3 separate regions of the Homo sapiens genome follow, and regions 1 and 3 are each linked to region 2. Evidence: chromatin contacts called from ENCODE Hi-C or POLR2A ChIA-PET data. All regions are on one chromosome and are shown on one strand. Each heading gives the region's core, a stretch centred on a gene start or an enhancer-like site at or near the end of the contact. The rest is flanking DNA. Distances are from core to core; before and after follow the strand shown.

The links. A loop is a pair of places that touch in the nucleus more often than their neighbours do. ChIA-PET counts read pairs that join two places held with the same protein, here RNA polymerase II (POLR2A). Pooled maps may share reads with other maps.
Region 1: a loop to region 2 is called in a pooled map, with 4 times the contacts of the local background. The contact joins the promoter of GNG7 here to the promoter of GNA11 in region 2. A Hi-C loop is called at or near these places in 2 of 50 pooled maps. POLR2A ChIA-PET finds 5 or more read pairs at or near these places in 2 of 52 experiments (activated CD4-positive, alpha-beta T cell and activated T-cell).
Region 3: a loop to region 2 is called in a pooled map, with 4 times the contacts of the local background. The contact joins the promoter of ZNF554 here to the promoter of GNA11 in region 2. A Hi-C loop is called at or near these places in 3 of 50 pooled maps. POLR2A ChIA-PET finds 5 or more read pairs at or near these places in 2 of 52 experiments (OCI-LY7 and endothelial cell of umbilical vein).

What each region holds. Positions count from the first base shown.
Region 1 is chr19:2,701,265-2,704,864 of GRCh38, forward strand. GNG7 (G protein subunit gamma 7) reads right to left here and starts at 1,430. Exons shown (of 5, transcript NM_052847.3): 1 at 1,382-1,430. RefSeq lists a silencer at 1,326-1,715.
Region 2 is chr19:3,093,098-3,097,063 of GRCh38, forward strand. It overlaps GNA11 (G protein subunit alpha 11), which reads left to right and starts at 1,265. Exons shown (of 7, transcript NM_002067.5): 1 at 1,265-1,690. The coding sequence starts at 1,555. RefSeq lists silencers at 934-1,183, 1,204-1,323, 1,644-1,773, 2,928-3,017 and enhancers at 1,070-2,057, 2,058-3,043, 3,044-3,966.
Region 3 is chr19:2,818,074-2,822,032 of GRCh38, forward strand. It overlaps ZNF554 (zinc finger protein 554), which reads left to right and starts at 1,795. Exons shown (of 5, transcript NM_001102651.2): 1 at 1,795-2,051. The coding sequence starts at 1,999. RefSeq lists a silencer at 1,834-2,273 and an enhancer at 2,206-2,899.

The DNA.
Region 1 (3,600 bases), core at 180-2,679, 390 kb before region 2:
AATTCCTTTTAACTGGATCCTACCTGAGACACCTCCCCACACCCCGTTTTCCTCCTGATTAGTCAATGTCTAGCAAAACACCTGCCCCCAGGTGTCTCCAGCCTGGGACCTTACCCCCACCTCCCTTCTCACTAACTCACCCCAACTTCCTTCTCCCTGAACCCCCTTCCACCCCACACACTCACAAGCTCCCCATTTCCCCTGATAGCCCCCAGACCCTTTCTGGAACAAGCCTGACCCCCACCTGTATGCTCCAGCCACTCCCTGGCTCACCCCAGCTTTGTCCTTCTGCCCCTTTTCAGCTAACCCTAACCCCTGGGCCGTCAATCACACCCCCCCATCTTCACCAACCCCATTCCTCAGTCCTCTCCCCAGACAACCTCAACATCTAATTCCCTCTGCAGCCCCCTCTCCAATGAACCCCACTTCAAACTCCATCCCCAGCCCCCTCTCCAGCTCCCTGCAAACCTCAACCCCACTCCCAGCTCCCTCTTCAAAGAAGCTGCACCCTTGACTCAACCCCTGTTCCCCGCTCCAATTAACCTCAACCCCCAACACCATCCCCAGCGTCCTCCCCAGCTAACTCAGATTTCCAATTCCACTTCCAGCCCCCTCCCCAGCTAACCTCGACCTACAATTCCAGCCCCCTCCCCAGCTAGCTTGGACCTCCAATCCCACTCCAAGCCCCCTCGGCAGCTAACCTCGACCTGCGACTCTAGCCCCCTCCCCAGCAAACTCAAGACCTCCAATTCCACCACCAGCCCCTTCCTAGCTAACCTGGACCTGCAATTCCAGACCCCTCCCCAGCCAACTCAGACCTCCAATCCCGCTCCAAGCTCCCTCCCCAGCTAACCTCGACCTGCAACTCCAGTCCCCTCCCCAGATAACTCAGACCTCCAGTCTCACCCCCAGCCCCCTCCTCAGCTAACTCAGACCTCCAATCCCACCTCCAGCCCCCTCCCCAGCTAACCTGGACCTGCAACTCCAGCCTCCTCCCCAGCTGGCCCTGATTTCTAAGTGGAGTCCCAATGCCCAGACCCAATCCTTCCCCAGCTAACCTCGATCTGCACCCCCTGCCCCGTCCCCAGCTAACCTCGACCTGCAACTCCCGCCCCCTCCCCAGCTAGCCCTGAGCCCCAAGTGCAGTCCCAATCCCCAACCCCAGCCCCTCCCCAGCTAACTTCGACCCCCTAAGCGCAGCCCCGTCCCCAATTCCAACCCCAGCCTCCAGTTGCAGCCCGGGTCCCCAGACCCAGCCCCCCTCCTCAGCCGACTCCGACCCCCAACTCGGTCCGCAGCCGAATCCGAGCTGTCCCAGTCCCCTCTCCGGGACGCCGGCCGCGCCCTCACTTCCCCTGGCCCGGTTCGCGGGCGCCCTTACCTGCGCTCGGGCCCCGCGGCCGCCTCAGCCCCGCCGCGCAGCCGAACCCTCCGCCCCGGCCCGCGAGCGCTCGCTCCCCTCTGCGGGGGCGGGGCCGACACTCGGGGGGCGGGCCCTGGCGTCCCGGCAAGGCCAATCGCGAGCCCCGGCTGCGGGAGGCCGGAGCGGGGGCGGGGCGCGGGGCAGGCAGCGGGGTAGGCTGCGCCCAGGAGAGTGGGGCGGGGCTCCGGGCGCGGGCGGGGCCGGGGGCGGGGCGAAGAGCGGCTTTCCAGGGTGACTTCGTGACGTCAGGAAGGCGCGAGTAGTTTCGCGAGTTCGAATCCCGCGCTAGGTGAGCTGGTTCGAATCCTGCATGCCAGCTCCGGGGGCTCATTTGCTGGGGAAGAATGTCAGTGATCATAACTGCTGCACCGCTTTCTTGAAGACTTTATAGGCTCCCTCTCGTGGGACCCTCCGCATAAGGCCAGAAGGCGAGATTACTATCCACATTTTACAGAGGTGGAAACTGGGTCTCAGAAAGGTGAAACCTAAGGTCATTTGCCCAAGCCTGTCTCATCATTTCCAAGATTTCTCAGTTTCCTAACTCATGGCCCTGGATCCACAAATTCCTGAGCCCCAACACAGATGGAATGAACCAGAATCCTATAGGGAACTGGACCCTGAAATCTGTGTTTTGTTTAGTTTTCGTTTTGTTTTTGAGACAGGGTATCACTCAATTGCCGTGGCTGGACTGCAGTGGTGCAGTCATAGCTCACTGCAGCTTTGAAGTCCCAGGCTCAAGCAGTCCTTCCACCTCAGCCTTCCGGGTAGCTGGGGCCACAGGCACGCACCACCACATCCAGCTAATTTTTGTATTATTAGTAGAGACAGGGTTTCACCGTTTTGGCCAGGCTGGTCTCCAACTCCTGACCTCAGGTGATCCACCTTTCTTGGCCTCCCATAGTGCTGGGATTACAGGCGTGAGCCACCGTGCCTGGCCCTGGCTAATTTTTTTTTGTTAGAGATGGGGTCTTGCTATGTTGCCCAAACTGGTCTTGAACTCCTGGGCTCAAGTGATTCTCCTGCCTCTGCCTCCCAAAATGCTTGGATTACAGGCCTGGAATCTTCATTTTCCACAAGCTCCCTTGGGAATATTGGAAAACACTTTGTATGTCTCCAAAAGCAGTACACAGCCCTGGAAGGAAGATGGAGCCACCATATTCTGTGACCTCAGGGATTTCATCAGGCGCTGACACTGTGTGTCCTTGCCGCCCCACCTGAGCCCTGGGATTGGAGCTGCTGGCCAAAATCCAAGATAAACTTCCCCAGGGTTCCTGTCATCCCTGCAAGAACCTCCCTGCTCATCCTCTGGACTCCAGTGGCCTGCCCTGCAGGGCACAGAGAAACCTCCATCTCCCTGCTTGCCCTCCTCCAGGCTCTCCCCAGCTGGCATCCCCCAAGAGGAATGACTGTCTAGATAGAGCTTGGGAAGGGCACGGTGGCTCACGACTGTATTCCCAGCACTTTGGGAGGCTGAAGCGGGAGGATCGCTTGAGCCCAGGAGTTCAAGACCAGCCTGGCAACATACTGAGACCGCAACTCTACAAAAAAATTAAAATATTAGCCAGGCCTGGCGGCGCACACCAGTAGTCCCAGCTACTTCGGAGGCGAAAGCAGGAGGATCGCTTGAGCTTAGGAGGTTGAGGCTGCAGTGAGCTTTGATCACACCACTGCACTCCAGCCTGGGCGATAGAGTGAGACTCTGTCTCAAAAAAAAAAAAAAAAAGTGTTAAATACACAATGCAATATGATTCGGCCATAACAAAGAATAAAACCCTGTCATTTGCAGCAAAATGGATGGGACTGGAGGTCATTATATTAAGTGAAAAAGTGAAATAAGCCAGACACAGGAAGACAAATAGGGCATGTTGTCACTGATACGTGGGAACCAGAGAGTTGATCTCATGGAGGTAGAGAGTAGAATGATCAATACCAGAGGCTGGAAAGTTGTGTAGGTTGAGTGGGGGGGAAATGAAAAGAGGTGAGTTATGAGTACAAACATTCAGTTAGACAGAAGGAATACATTCTAATGTTTGATAGCAGAATAGGATGTATTCTGCTATCAAATATAGTATTAGAATAAATTCTAATGTTTGATAGCAGAATAGGGTGACTGTAGTTAGCAACAATGTATTGTACATTTCAAAATAGTTAGAATAATGGTGGCTTACGCCTCTAAT
Region 2 (3,966 bases), core at 15-2,514:
TGGGTAGGGTTAGCTTAACGGGCTTACAGCAGTGCCTGGTATCCTGTAGGCATTTCATGAATGCGTATACCTGGCCTGGAATGGTGCAGGCACTGCAGTAAGGCCTGATTGACACCTGATGGACAGCAGGCACTCCATTAATCTCTGGTCCGTGCCTGGCATATAGAATGTGTCCCATTAATGCCTGATACACAGTAGGTGTCCCATTAACGCTTTTTAATTTTTTTTTTTGAGACAGAGTCTCGCTCTGTCGCCCAGGCTGGAGTGCAGTGGCATGATCTCAGCTCACTGCAAGTTCCGTCTCCCGGGTTCACGCCATTCTCCTGCCTCAGCCTCCCGAGTAGCTGGGACTACAGGCGCCCGCCACCACGCCCGGCTAATTTTTTGTATTTTTAGTAGAGACGGGGTTTCACCGTGTCAGCCAGGATAGTCTCGATCTCCTGACCTCGTGATCCACCCGCCTCGGCCTCCCAAAGTGCTGGGATTACAGGCGTGAGCCACCGCGCCCGGCCCTCTTTTTTTTTTTTTTTCTTTGGAGACGGAGTTTCGTTCTTGTTGCCCAGGCTGGAGTGCAATGGCGTGATCTCGGCTCACTGCAACCTCCGCCTCCTGGGTTCAAGTGATTCTCCTGCCTCAGCCTCCCGAGTAGCTGGGATTACGGGCGTGCACCACCACGCCGGGCTAATTTTGTAGTTTTAGTAGAGACGGCGTTTCTCCCTGTTGGTCAGGCTGGTCTCGAACTCCAGACCTCAGGTGATCCGCCCGCCTCGGCCTTCCAAAGTGCTGGGATTACAGGCGTGAGCCACCGCGCCCGACCTCCATTAACGCTTTTTAATGGATGAGTGAAGGTTCCTGTCAGGCAATGTCAGGGCGCTTCCCGGGGGCAGCGACTGCTGCCCAGGCACCTGGAGACCCAGAGAGCGCAGCGGCCGCGTGCGCGCCTCCGCCACCGCGCCTGGGCCGAGCCGAGCGGGACCGAGCGGGGCCGAACGGAGCCGAGCGGAGCCGAGCCTGGCCGGGCCGAGTCCGCCACATTCCCACAATCCCGGGCGGCCCCGCCCCGGCTCCCGGCTGCGCGTCCCCCTTCCCACGTCGGCGCAACCAAACCCGCGGGCCCCCCGCCCTCGCCCCGCCCCGCCCCTTTCGCGCCCGCCGACGCCCCGCCCAGGCCGCTAGTCCCGCCCCCATGGTGGGCGCGCTTGGCCGCCGGCCCCTCCCATTGGCCGCACCGTCTGCCCGTCGCGGGCTGCGCTCCCAGCCTGCTAGGTTGTCCGGCGCTGTCGCTCGGTTGCGGCGGCTGCGGTTGGCGGTGGCTGCGGCGGCGGCGCGGGCTGAGTGCGGCCGCGCGGGAGTCCGCGGCTGGCGCGGCCCGAGCGGGGACCCGGCGGCTCGCCAGGCGGCGGCCGAGGCGGGGCGGGCCGGCCCGGGGCCGAGGGCCGGTGGCCGAGGCCGGAGGGCCGCGGCGGGCGGCGGCCGAGGCGGCTCCGGCCAGGGCCGGGCCGGGGGCCGGGGGGCGGCGGCGGGCAGGCGGCCGCGTCGGCCGGGGCCGGGACGATGACTCTGGAGTCCATGATGGCGTGTTGCCTGAGCGATGAGGTGAAGGAGTCCAAGCGGATCAACGCCGAGATCGAGAAGCAGCTGCGGCGGGACAAGCGCGACGCCCGGCGCGAGCTCAAGCTGCTGCTGCTCGGTGAGTGCGGCCCCCGGGCCTGCCGGCTGCGGGCCCTGCCCTGCCTGTGCCTGCCCTGCCTGTCCGGGTCGGGCCGGGACCCTCCGGGGTCAGCCCTGCCTGTGCCGTCCGGGTCGCGAGACCCTCCGGGGTCAGCCCTGCCTGTGCCTTCCCTGCCTGTCCGGGTCGCGGGACCCTCGAGTGTCAGCCCTGCCTGTGCCTTCACTGCCTGTCCGGGTCGGGGCGGGGCCCTCCGGGATCAGCCCTGCCTGTGTCGTCTGGGTCGGCTCGGGACCCTCTGGGGTCAGCCCTGCCTTTGCTGTCTAGGTCGGCACCTGGGACCCTCCGGGGTCAGCTGCGGGCCCCTGATTTCTTTGGGGTCAGCCCCTGCCTTAACTGTTCATGTTGGCACCTGGGACTCTCCGGTGTCAGCCTGTGTCTGTCCTGTCTGGATCAGGCCCCCGATCACTCCTAGGTCAGCTCCCAGCTTCTGCTGTCTACATTGGGCCTCCAGGACTCTTCAGGATTTGCCCTCTGTTCCTTCTCAAGGGACCAGTCCCTCCCTGCACAGGGACCTTCTGACCTTACCCCACCGGAGTACCCACCCCTCGCTACCCCTTCAGGGCCAGACCTTTGGGCTGTAACCCACAGGGCACACTCACCCCTCACTGCTCAGGGCCCCGCGTTGACCCTTCCCTCCAGGCAGAGCCCTGTACACTCCATGCAGGCCCTGTACCCTCCATGCAGGCCCTGTACACCCCCCCATCCCCCCGAAGACTCCTCCGTGTCCCCTATCCCCACATTCCCTTCAGGGCCATTCTCCTGCCTTCCTGTTCCGGGAAACCCCGTACTCCTCTTGGCTGGAATGCACCCTGTGGGAAAAAGACAGTCTTTCCTCTCCTCAGGGTTCCGCTCAGCTGAGGGTGGGGCGGTTGACACCTGAGGGAGCCTTTGCTTGTTGTCCCAAGCAGCTATCTCGGCAGCCTCCCCCGCCCCCTTCCTTAGAGTCCTGGTGGGAGCCACGCTGAGTCCTCGTTGAGAGCAGCCCCCCACCTGCCGGCTCCTCCCCACCGTCCTGGAGAAGGTTTGCTGGTGAACCTCCTTCTCCCCAAGGCACACCTGCTGCAGGGAGCCAGTCGGGCCAGCTGTAAAGTGTTGTCACTCCAAATAAGGGCCCCTTCAGTGGTTTACAAAACAGAAGCTCTTGCCCTGCCCCGCCCCTGCCCTCCCGAGCTCCTAGGTTAGCTCCTGGGCCGGGGGCGGGGCGGTGGGGAAGGTCGGAAATGCGTGAGAGGCAGCGGTGACGGAGGAGGGGGCGTGCTGGTGGCGGTGGCTCTTGGGGAGGAGGCAGGTCGCATGTTGTGTGGGGAACACGTTGCCTCTCCTGCCGTGAGCCTCTTAGGGCCCTCCGTGTCCCGGGTTACAGAGGTGCCTTGGATGAAACGCCTTCCTGATTTTTTTCCCCAAACTTGTGTTTTGATTTACCTAAGGGTTCTAAAATGGGCCATCTTTCCAGGGGGCCGCGGGTAGGCAGAGCCGTGGTCCTCACGTTTGGAGGAAATGTGCAGTGCGGCCCGCGTGGTGGCACTTTGCACAGAGTGGCACTGGCTGGCTTTTGTAGTGGGTCGTGGACTTTGTTTGGATGGAGGGGAGTTAGGAATTACTGGTGTCATAAAGATCTTACCAGATGGCCTTGCCCTGTGGCTCTGTGACCTCCAGAACCCCCGCCGCCATCCCTGCATGCACCCGGTCTTCTGTGCCTGCACTTTGGACTTGAGATTGACACGGGGTTCAAGGACGAAGGTCAGGGGCTCCCGTGTCTGCCGCCTTGGCTGCTTGGAGCAAGTCTGGAAGTGATGCGGCCCTTCCCGCATCCTCTGTCCAGTGCCCGCCTGTGGCCCGGGGGTGTCTGCTGCAGGAGCACCTGTGTCTGCAGTCCCACCCCCTCCCACTCTGTGAGCCTGAAAGTTGACCCCTATCAGCCTGTAAGACGGGAGGTTGCTGTCAGGCTCAGGGCCAGGCGTGGCAGATAGGACAGTGAGGAAGATGTGAGCTCACGTGCGACCCAAGGAGGACTGGTGTCAGTGCCACGCAGAGAGCCGGGGCTGTCAGGGGGTTGGGAGGGCTTCACACCCAAGGTGTTGGAGCCAGGGACCCCTTTGGGAATCTGATGCGACAGACCCTCAGAAAACTTCCCGTCCAAGCAACCTTGCATCCCAGCTGGAGGGCCCCTTGCTGGGAGGACTTTGACCACCTGAGGTCCAGGGGCTGGGGCCTCAGGGTGCAGGGGAGGGGAC
Region 3 (3,959 bases), core at 545-3,044, 270 kb before region 2:
TAAGAACAGAGCAGGTGACCAAGGATAACTAAGGTCAGAGCAGGTGACAAGGGTGACTAAGGTCAGAGCAGGTGACCAAGGATAACTAAGGTCAGAGCAGGTGACCAAGGATGACTAAGGTCAGAGCAGGTGACAAGGGTGACTAAGAACAGAGCAGGTGACCAAGGATAACTAAGGTCAGAGCAGGTGACAAGGGTGACTAAGAACAGAGCAGGTGACCAAGGATGACTAAGGTCAGAGCAGGTGACCAAGGATAACTAAGGTCAGAGCAGGTGACAAGGGTGACTAAGAACAGAGCAGGTGACCAAGGATAACTAAGGTCAGAGCAGGTGACAAGGGTGACTAAGAACAGAGCAGGTGACCAAGGATAACTAAGGTCAGAGCAGGTGACAAGGATGACTAAGGTCAGAGCAGGTGACCAAGGATGACTAAGGTCAGAGCAGGTGACCAAGGATGACTAAGGTCAGAGCAGGTGACAAGGATGACTAAGGTCAGAGCAGGTGACCAAGGATGACTAAGGTCAGAGCAGGTGACCAAGGGTGACTAAGGTCAGAGCAGGTGATAGGGGCTAGGAGGGGTTGTTTACTGAAACTAGGGGCAAGGAAACGAAAAGAACGAGGAAGTTAAAGTTTAAAATGAAGAACAAAGAATAGGTGGCCGGGCGCGGTGGCTCACGCCTGTAATCCCAGCACTTTGGGAGGCTGAGGCAGGCGGATCACGAGGTCAGGAGATCGAGACCATCCTGGCTAACACGGTGAAACTCCGTCTCTACTAAAAATACAAAAAAATTAGCCGGGCGTGGTGGCGGGCGCCTGTGGTCCCAGCTGCTTGGGAGGCTGAGGCAGGAGAATGGCGTGAACCTGGGAGGCGGAGCTTGCAGTGAGCCGAGATCGCGCCGCTGCACTCCAGCCTGGGCGACAGAGCGAGACTCCATCTCAAAAAAAAAAAAAAAAAGAACAGGGGAGCTGAATATACGGAAACATTGGTTCTTTGGAGAGGAGCTCATAACTGATTGTACTTAACAATTTACAGGCTAAAACCTTTGAAGAGGAATTTGTTGTATCCTACAACAGTATATTAATTATAGTAGTTTTACTATTTTAATTTCTCATAAATAACAATCAGTAGAATATTAAATAAATATTTAAACAATAATTTAATTTGGCTGGGCGTGGTGGCTCACGCCTGTAATCCCAGCACTTTGGGAGGCCAAGGCGGGCAGATCACTGGAAGTCAGGAGTTCGAGACCAGCCTGGCCAACATGGTGAAACCGCGTCGCTACCAAAAATATAAAAAATTAGCCGAGTGTGGTTGTGCACGCCCGTAATCCCAGCTACTTGGGAGACTGAGGCAGGATAATCGCTTGAACCCGAGGGGGCGGAGGTTTCAGTGACCTGAGATCATGCCATTGCACTCCAGCCTGGGCGACAAGAGCGAAACTCAGTCTCAAAAACAAACAACAATTACTTAAGCAATCATTTTAATAAGTATGTAATACATTATACGTTTATATAACTTGCTTAATAAATAATAGTAGTTATTAATATCCAATGGCAAGCCGCCGGGAAACGACGGAGCTGGGATTTGAGGATTGGCTCCGCGAACCCCACAACACCCGGGGACTCCAGCGAACCACACGGGGTGGATCCAACAGCCGCAGGGGCATCGTGGTCCTGCGGAGACGCCGCCCGCCCGGAGGCGGCGCTGTGACCCAGGTTGGAGAGTCAGGAGCCCAGCGCCGCGCTGCGGGGCCTGCTGGGACTTGTAGTTCGCAGGTTCGGGGTGCGCAGGCGCAGTGCCGAGTTTACCTCTGCGCGCGTCGGGGTTGGTGGCGGCGGCTGCGGCGAGTTCCTGAGGGGCGCCTGCGGGGGGCGTCCGCTCCGAGCGCCGAGGAGCCGAGCGGAGGAGGCGTCCCAGGGACACGCAGGGGAGGCCGGCCGGCCTGCACGGGGCGCTCCCGCCTCGGGGGCCCTGTCTGGCGCCTCAGCGCGCGCCCCGATGGTCACCTGCGCCCACCTGGGCCGGCGCGCGCGGCTCCCGGCAGCTCAGCCGTAAGTGCCGCCGCCTCCCGCGCCGCGACCTCCGTGCCGGGCCTGCCGGGGCTCTGGTGGGGCTGGGTCTGGCGGGGCCGGGTGGCCGGGGCATGACCCTGTCGCGATAGGGTCCCCACGGGAGGGTCGGGAGCCGGCAGCTCGCCCAGGGCCCCAACGCCCAGGATGGCACGGTCTGCCCTTGCCCTGTGAAAACGCCCCTGGGTGAGAGACGCATAAGCTTTCCGAGGCCCAGCCTGCAAGGAGAGGGAGAAGACGCATTGACTCTACCCTAAAGGCAGAGAGGGGCTGCCACGCTCGCACTGCAGTGAGGCCACATCAGAGGGTCTGAGCGAGGGGCGGTCCTGCCCTCCAGGGGACACCGGGCGATGTCTGGGGACGTCTGTGGTTGTCATAACTGGGGGCAGTTCCTGGCATGGAGTAGGTGGAGGCCAGGGATGCAACTCAGCACCCTGCCCAGCCCAGAGAATGACCCAGGCTCCAGTGTCCACAGCGCCCTGAGGGAGAGACCTCACTTATACGTTAGCACCGCTGTCCTGGTGATAAGACAGCAAGGGTCCTTTTTTTTTTTTTTTTGAGACGGAGTCTGGAGTGCAATGGCATGATCTCGGCTCACTGCAACCTCCGCCTCCCGGGTTCAAGCCATTGTCCTGCCTCAGCCTCCCAAGTAGCTGGGATTACAGGCGTATGCCACCACGCCCGGCTAATTTTTGCATTTTTAGTAGAGACGGGGTTTCACCATGTTGGCCAGGCTGGTCTCGAACTCCCACCTCAGGTGATCCACCCGCCTCAGCCTCCCAAAGTGCTGGGATTACAGGCGTGAGCCACCGCGCAGCTGCAAGGGTCTATTCTGTTTATACCCACCACCCATGTTGAGGAATGAGGGAGGCAGCTGACCTTTCTGCTGCTCTAGCAACCCCAACCTCCCTGAACTCTCCCCTACCCAAACAGGTTGGTTTCTTTTTCTTCTTCTTTTTTTTTTCTTGAGACAGTCTCGCCCTATTGCCCAGGCTGGAGTGCAGTTGCACGATCTCGGCTCACTGCATCCACCTCGTGGGTTCAAGTGATTCTCCTGCCTCAGCCTCCCAAGTAGCTGGGATTACAGGTGCACGCCACCCCGCCTGGCTAATTTTTATATTTTTAGTAGATACAGAGTTTCTCCATGTTGGCCAGCCAGGCTGGTATCGAACTCCTGACCTCAGGTGATCCACCTACCTCGGCCTCCCAAAGTGACCACTGCGCCCGGCGCCTTTGGTTCTTACATGAGCCTCCTGGAGCTGCTGTGACAATGCACCACAAACCAGGGGGCAGGGGGAGGCTTGAAATTTATTCTCTCACAAGTCTGGAGGCCAGAAGCCCAACATGAAGATGTGGTGGGGCCGTGGTGCTTCTGAAGGCTCTGGCGGGAGGATCTTCTCTGTCTCTTCCAGCTTCTGGGGGTGGCCTGCCATAGTTGGTGTCCCTTGGCTTGGGGCCACATCACTCCAAGCTCTGCCTGCATCATCATGTGGCCTTCTTCCCTGTGTCTCTTTCTCCTTTTTTGTTTTTATTTTTATTTTTTGAGATGGGGTCTCGGTCTGTCACCTGGCTGGAGTGCAGTGGCACGATCTCGGCTCACTGCAATCTCTACCCCACAGGATCAAGCAATTCTGCCTCAGCCTCTCGAGTAGCTGGGATTACAGGTGCACGCCACCACACCCAGCTAATTTTTGTATTTTTAGTAGAGACGGGGGTTTTGCCATGTTGGCCAGGCTGGTCTCGAACTCCTGACCTCGTGGTCTGCCCGCCTTGGCCTTTCAAAATGCTGGGATTACAGACGTGAGTCACCTAGTCCAGCTGTCTCTTTCTCTTATAAGGACAATACTCATGACCCCAGTAGCTGGAAGAGGCGGAAGGATTTTTCCTGAG